Regions from separate parts of the Homo sapiens genome. Here all the other regions are linked to region 3. The links are chromatin loops, found by intact Hi-C in ENCODE. Cell type or tissue: heart right ventricle. All regions are shown on one strand.

Evidence for each region. Hi-C counts contacts between places; a loop is a spot of excess contacts. Peaks named below come from ENCODE experiments on the same cell type or tissue, not always from the same donor. Only the 100,000 strongest peaks of a DNase experiment are listed, where the experiment ranks them.
Region 1: it touches region 3 in a loop (6-fold over the local background); 74 of 110 quality-filtered maps call a loop at or near these places.
Region 2: a loop joins it to region 3, with 7 times the contacts of the local background. A loop is called at or near these places in 26 of 110 quality-filtered maps.

The regions. Positions count from the first base shown.
Region 1 is chr1:151,733,883-151,736,382 of GRCh38, forward strand. No RefSeq gene overlaps it. Among named protein-coding and RNA genes, the nearest start is that of RIIAD1, 14 kb to the left of the region's middle. In heart right ventricle, CTCF peaks have their summits at 1,357 (motif pointing left) and 1,569; a DNase peak (open chromatin) is centred at 1,349.
Region 2 is chr1:151,592,968-151,595,467 of GRCh38, forward strand. No RefSeq gene overlaps it. Among named protein-coding and RNA genes, the nearest start is that of SNX27, 18 kb to the right of the region's middle. RefSeq lists enhancers at 1,295-1,795, 1,796-2,296. In heart right ventricle, CTCF peaks have their summits at 1,370 (motif pointing right) and 1,587; a DNase peak (open chromatin) is centred at 1,384; H3K4me3 peaks cover 688 bases.
Region 3 is chr1:151,442,654-151,445,153 of GRCh38, forward strand. The region is part of intron 1 of POGZ (pogo transposable element derived with ZNF domain); the gene reads right to left. Among named protein-coding and RNA genes, the nearest start is that of POGZ, 16 kb to the right of the region's middle. RefSeq lists an enhancer at 1,280-1,574 and a silencer at 1,325-1,434. In heart right ventricle, a CTCF peak has its summit at 1,374 (motif pointing right); a DNase peak (open chromatin) is centred at 1,381; H3K27ac peaks cover 353 bases.

The sequences.
Region 1 (2,500 bases), 290 kb after region 3:
TGGCTCAAACCTGTAATCCCAACACTTTGGGAAGCCAAGGCAGTGGACTACTTGAGGTCAGGAGTTTGAGACCAGCCTGGCCAACATGGTGAAACCTCATCTCTACTAAAAATACAAAAAAAATTAGCCGGGCATGGTGGCACACACTTGTAATCCCAGCTACTTGGGATGCTGAGGCAGGAGAATTGCTTGAACTCAGAAGGCAGAGGTTGCAGTGAGCTGAGATTGAGCCACTGCACTCCAGCCTGGCTGACAGAGCGATCTTTTAGAATGATCTTTTAAGAAACTGAAATCAGAGTACGCCCTCTCCTGCACTCTCAGTGTAACCTCCGCCTCCCGGATTCAAGCAATTCTCCTGCCTCAGCCTCCTGAGTAGCTGAGATTACAGGTGTGTGCCACCACACCCAGCTAATTTTTGTATTTTTACCAAGTTGGTCAGGCTGGTCTCGATCTCCTGACCTCGTGCAGCTGCTCAATACGCATTTGCTGAATGATAAATCGATGGGATGTTGGAAGACTGAACTGCAGGATGAGGCCTTGATATATGCAGTGGCATGAAAACAGGAGGTGAATTCTAGACATATTTAGGAAGGGGAATTGGCAGGACCTGTAATTTGAATGGGGTGGAGTTATTACAGAAGTTGTAGATTCTAGAATGACTTCCAGGTTTCTTGCATGGGAAAGAAGAGGAATGCTGGAATCATTCACTAATACAGAGGGGAAGCAGGTAGGGGCAGGGGAAATGGGGAGATGAATTTTGGCCAAAAGTTTTCCACTGAGTTTGCAGTTGGGTCATGGTGATGTGAACATGAATAGCTTCAGTGGGGTAGGCAGAAGTCAGATTGCGGTCAACTTGGTGGCAATTGGGAGATGAAGACATGGAAGTAGATATACACTGCCCTTGAAGACAGCTTTCTAGGAGCATGGATGGGAGAGGAAATGGAGAAAGGGCAGTCGTTGGAGGGGGAAGCAGGGTCAAGGGTGGTTTCTTGTAATGGGAGATGCTTGAGCATCCAGTAATTGGACGCTTTCATCTCTTCTGATATATTTTACTTTTAAGGTAAAGTTAGGAGTGTCTTGGAATTGCTGCTCAGATTGGATCTGATATCCAGAGAGCAAATACACGAGCTAATAAGCTGGCTACAGGCAGGCATGCTTTGCCACCTAGTGACCTTCAGCAACCCCTCTGTGTCAGGTTCCTGATCTTCAAAATTGGAGCAGTAGCTCTCCCTAGGCTTGCAGTAAGGATTGCCTCAGTGTGTGGTTGCCTTGCTGTGTCCACGGGGTGGGAAGGAAGGGCAATGTCTGGAAAGCAGGCCACTCTCAGTCTAGCTGGACTGGTCTCTGCTGCCCTCTCCTGGGCATGTCTGCAGAGTTGACATGCTGTTTGGAGAATGCCTGCTCAAGGCCTGAGTGGAATGTCAGCAGGAGGGAGAGAAGAGGAAACAAGGCTGGGCTGGGAGTGGGAAAATAGTAACAAACACACAGATTCCTGTAATAGAAAGTTCTTTAGATGTTACAAAGACCAGGGCCTTAGCCCTGGGCAGTGCTGCTTCAATGAGTACCTTAGACGTTTACTTCTTTCTTTTTTTTTTTGAGATGGAGTCCATAGGCTGGAGTACAGTGGTGATATCTCAGCCCACTGCAACCTCTGCCTCCTGCATTCAAGTGATTCTCATGCCTCAGCCTCCCAAGCAGGTAGGATTACAGGCATGTGCCACCATGCCCAGCTAATTTTTGTATTTTTAGTAGAGATGGGGTTTCACCATGTTGGCCAGGCTTGTCTCAGACTTGTGATCTCAAGTGATCTGCCCACCTTGGCCTCCCAAAGTACTTGGATTACAGGCATGAGCCACCATACCCATTCAATGTTTACTTCTTTAAAGTATCTGAAGAGAAACCTTGCAAATTGATTATTCATTCATTTATTCATTCACTTATTCACTCATTCAACAAATATTAGGGCGTATTATGTACTCAAGATGCAAAGTTTTGGGAATAAGACACACTCCTCAAGGAACTCATGGTCTAGTGAGTGAAGACAGATACATAGATACATAGATAATTACAGTACAGTTTCAAAAGTAAAATGTAAGATGTACAGTGTATTCTTGATTACATGTATTCAATAGTTAATATGTTTTGGATCTGTGTCCCCACCCAAATCTCAGGTCAAATTGTAATTCCCAATGTTGGAGGTGGGGCCCGGTGGGAGGTGATTGGATTAGGGAGTGGTTTCTCATGAATGGTTTAGCACCATCCCCTTGGTGCTGTTCTCATGATAGTGAGTTCTCATGAGATCTGGTTGTTTAAAAGTGTGTAGCACCTTCCTACTCTCTATTGGTCCTGGTCCTGCCATGTAAGATACTCATTCCATCTTTGCTTCTGCCATGATTCAGAAGCAGATGCTGCCATGCTTCCTGTACAGCCTATGGAACCATGAGCCAATTTTTCTTTATAAATTACCTGCTCACAGGTAGGTTTTTTGTGTTTTTTTTTT
Region 2 (2,500 bases), 150 kb after region 3:
TGATGGAACAGACTCTTTAAGTCTGATAAGAAACATTTACAATCTATTGTTTCTGAAGCCTGCTACCTGGAGGCTTCATCTGTATGATAGAAGGTTGGTCTCACAATCCCTTATCTTGACTCAGATATTCCTTTCTATTGATTCTAATTCTATTGATTCCTGACATAGCACTCAGGAGATCCTGAGAACATGTGCCCAAGGTGGTCAGGCCACAACTTGGTTTTACACATTTTAGGGAGACATAAGGCATCAATCAGTACATGTAAGGATGTACATCGGTTTAGTAAAGAAAGGTGGGACAACTGGAAGGGGGTTGGGGGAGCTTCCAGGTCATAGGTAGATTCAAAGCTTTTCTGACTGGCAATTGGTTGAAAGAGTTAAGTTACTGTCTAAAGACTTGGAATCAGCTGGGTGCTTACATGTACTGATTGATGCCTTATGTCTCCCTAAAATGTGTAAAACCAAGTTGTGGCCTGACCACTTTGGGCACATGTTCTCAGGATCTCCTGAGTGCTATGTCACAGGCCATTGGTCCCTCATATTTGACTCAGAATAAATCTCTTCAAATATTCTATAGTTTGTCTCTTTTCATTGACACTTGTATGCCAAGAGGCAGACAATCATAAACTACCACTGCTAAAAGAAACCTTAGAAAGCATCCGATCCAACTCCCTCATTTGACAGATGAGTAAACCGAGGCCCAATGGCGGGGGTGGGGGAGTGAATTACTTTAGGTTGAAATTTGGACAAAAATCTAGATCTACACTGGAGTGCAGTGTCCTTGACCTAAGGAAAGTTCAAAAAGCGGCAGAGAGATGGTCCCTATCCGAGGCCTGCGTGCACTTACAAAGTAGCTTCCTGGGGAAGCAGAAGCGGTTTGGGGAGGGGGCGGGCCAGGGGAGTGGCTGACGGGGAGAGCTCAGCCTTTAGCCAGACCCTCCGGGATCCCCTGGGATCACTTGGCTCACTCGAGTACACAACCCTTTTGCATCTTGTGTACTTCTAAATTTCAAATGGTGACTTCCTCTCCCTTCCCTGTCTTTTAATAAGGGTGTGGGGTAGCGGGGAGATTCTATTCCTGTCTACTTCTCTAACTGTTGCAGGTTCTTAGCTGAAGGACCCAATCTCTCTGATCCTCAGGCTCCTTCAAAACAAAACAAAACAAAACAAAACAAAACAAAACAAAACAAAACGAGAAACCAGAAAAGTAGGGGATGGACTAAGTTCCCTTTTAGCTCTAAAATTCCATGGGTCTTCGGAGGGGAAGACAATGCTTTCAGAGCACGTTTAGCCGGTGAACCTGAAAACGAGGATTTTTTTCATTTGCGAAGTGGAGGTACTCCTGCGCGCCCAGGATGCAGCCACTAGAGGGCAGCAAGTCTTCCAGCACCTGTGCAGGTGGCCGCCGCCGGGCCCCACAGGAAGACAAGCAAGTTGTCTCTTCAGACCTGCCTGGGTCTCTGTAGTTTTCATGTTGTAAATCCTAAACTCAGTTCTTTAGCAAAGAGCAGCCAGCCAAATTAGGATGAGATGAGGGAGCCATTTTGTAAATTAGGCCTAGCACCAGAAGGATAAAAAAAGAGGCCTAAAAAGATACTGGATTCTAGGAAAGCAAATATTTTATGAAAAATTGAAAATGTGTCCGTGTCCTAGTTTAGTCTGCCTTACAGCTCACATCATCAGAGGCAGAGTTTTGAGAAGAACTGGGAGCATTTTAGGCCGGCTGCAGTGGCTCACACCTGTAATCCCAGCACTTTGGGAGGCCGAGGTGGGCGGATCACTTGAGGTCAGGAGTTCAAGACCAGCTTGGGCAACATGGCAAAACCCTGTCTCTACTAAAAATACAAAAAAATTAGCCGGGCATGATGGTGCATGCCTGTAGTCCCAGCTACTTGGGGGGCTGAGGTGGGAGGATCGCTTGAGTCCAGGAGGTTGAGGCTGCAGTGGGCTGAGATCGTGCCACAGCACTCCAGCCTGAGTGACAAAGTTAAACCTTGTCTCAAAACAAACAAACAAACAGACAGACAAAAACAAAAAACAAAAAACAAAACCCAAAAAACAGAAAAGAACTGGGAGCATTTTAAGACTGGTAAAAATTTTGGTAGACTGAAAGGTGATTGAAAAAAAACTAATTTGTAAGGCTCATGTGTTAGACCAGCTTTTCCTAGAGTTCCTTGGGAAGTTTCAGTTCATTTTGCTCATGCTTGTTTGTTTGTTTGTTTGTTTATCTTTGAGACAGAATCTCACTGTGTTGCCCAGACTGGAGTGCAGTGGCGCGATCTTGGCTCACTGCAACCTCCGCCTCCTGGGTTTAAGTGATTCTCCTGCCTCAGCCTCCTGGGTAGCTGGGATTACAGGCACGTGCCACCATGCCTGGCTAATTTTTGTATTTTTAGTAGAGATGGGGTTTCACCACGTTGGTCAGGCTGGTCTCCAACTCCTGACCTCATGATCCACCCACCTCAGCCTCCCAAAGTGCTGAGATTACAGGCATGAGCCA
Region 3 (2,500 bases):
GGGGTCAAGATCACAACACTGCACTCCAGCCTGGGGGACAGAGTGAGACTCTGTCTCAAAAAAAAAAAAAAAAAAATTAGGATTATAAAAGTTTAGGCCAGGCACAGTGGCTTATGCTTGTAATCCCGGCATTTTGGTAGGCTGAAGTGGGTGGATCACGAGGTCACGAGTTCAAGACCAGCCTGGCCAACATGGTGAAACCCCATCTCTACTAAAAACACAACAATTAGCCGGGCACGCTGGCAGGCGCCTGTAATCCCAGCTACTTGGGAGGCTGAGGCAGGAGAATTGCTTGAACCCCGGGCAGCAGAGGTTGCAGTGAGCCAAGATCGCACCACTGCACTCCAGCCTGGGCAATAGAGACTCCGTCTCAAAAACAACAACAACAACAAAAAGTTTAATGTGTAATACCCAGGGCCAGGGTTAGGATGAGGACAGTGAGGTGAGTCAAGCAAGTGCAGGATCGGATTCAGTCTTTATTTAAAATAGATATTCTGTTCATTATGGATTGTTCTGCATTAATATTGATCTTTTAAAATGATGCATTAAAATGCATTTATTATGATTACTGAACCTCTCTGTACTCCTTTAAATTTTGCATCTAAGATGAGAACCTTACTTGTCATACTCTAGTCCCAGTCCTACTACTACCTTGTACGTCTAGTCTAGGAAATCCTGGAGGCCATTCCACTGTGATTTCGGAGTCAACCCTTAATTTGAAAACACTGCCTAAATTACATGTCCCTTTAAAAAATTAAAGTCTGAGCCGGGTGCAGTGGCTCACGCCTGTAATCCCAGCACTTTGGGAGGCCGAGGTGGGCGGATCACCTGAGGTCGGATCACCTGAGATCGGGAGTTTGAGATCAGCCTGACCAACATGGAGAAAACCCATCTCTACTAAAAACATAAAATTAGCCGGGCGTGGTGGTGCATGCCTGTAATCCCGGCTACTCGGGAGGCTGAGGCTGGAGAATCGCTTGAACATGGGAGTGGAGGTTGCAATGAGCCACAATTCACGCCACTGCACTCCAGCCTGGGCAACAACAGCGAAAGTCCATCTCAAAAAAAATAAAAATAAATAAAAACAAATAAATAAAGTCTGTATCTCTGCATTGCAAACAAAGAGTTAATGCTATTCTGCCCTCCAATAACAGTTTACTAAGGGTCAGTTTCTCTGTGTTGGAACGGGAGTACTATTACTGCTCAATGTTCAAACAAAGCCTTTACTGTAAGGCTCTAAGTGTCCTTAGTGTCTTAGTAATTCTGCTGCTACATCCATAAGCGAAAACCAAAACCAAACAACCAACCTAACCATTCTGTTTATTGAGTATTTAGTTAGGGCTATACATCCTGACAGTAGCAGTTTGCAAGAAGCCCAACAGATGGCATTGTTTCGCTTGAAAATTGAAAACAATCTTGCAGTGCCCCAGTGAGTCAGCTATAGCCAGGGGCACTCTGGGTTTTAATGGGTAAAGTGCTTAACTGGATTCTAACTGGTCTTTAATCTTCTATTTTAATTATTTCTGTCTTTCTAAACCAAAGCCACAAAGGGGGTGAGGAAAGAAAAAGATCTAAGGGATCAACTTACTTAAATTCTCTTATTTTCAGGCTTAATTATATGAAGACAATACTAGCCAGAAACTGAATTAAAAAGAAATCAAATCCATATCACAGGTATTCTTTGAGACAAAGACAACACATGCCTTTGTTTTCCAGTCTAATTCCACTACAAAATATATTTTCAAAAACTTTTTCCTTAAATACTTAATTTTATTCCATTGTTCTTTGCTGTATAACTTTCTGAGAGCTTAGTCAACAGATAATTAATGCGCAAATATCCAACACCCAGCAGAATGAATATAAACTGTGGACAATAACCTCTGCCGATGGTTTTCAAGGACCTACTTTTGTCCTGACCACTTACAAGCAAACTCTCCACACATATGAAAACTTTGATTTGGAATATGAAGAGCTATCAGAATACAAATTGTGGTTTTCAATGTCATGCCTGTGGTTATTTTAATAGCATACCCAAAAGGGTGTTCTTTTATCTTAAGTATTTACAATACCTTAAGAGTTTCAGTTCTTTATTTTATAAAGCAATGAATTTTAATAAGAATATTGAAATTTCTTCCATTTGACCTTCTGAGAGAAATGGAAAGAACTCCAGCTTGGGTAGCACAGCAAGACTCCATCTCTACAAATTTTTTTTTAAAAATTAGCCAGGCGTGCAGCACACACCAGTGGTCCCAGCTACCAGGGAGGATGAGGTAGGAGGATTGAGGATCGCCTGAGCCCAGGAGTTCGAGGTTACAGTGAGCTCGAGGTTACAGTAACTGCAGTGGTGCCACTGCACTCCAGCCTGAGCTGGAGAGCTGGAGAGCAATACTCCATCCCTACAAAATAAAATAAAAAACAAATGGAAATAACCAAAAAGGGTAGATCTGAAAAGATGGCAAAGAAAGATGTTTATGTCCTAACTACTTTTTAATCAAGTGAG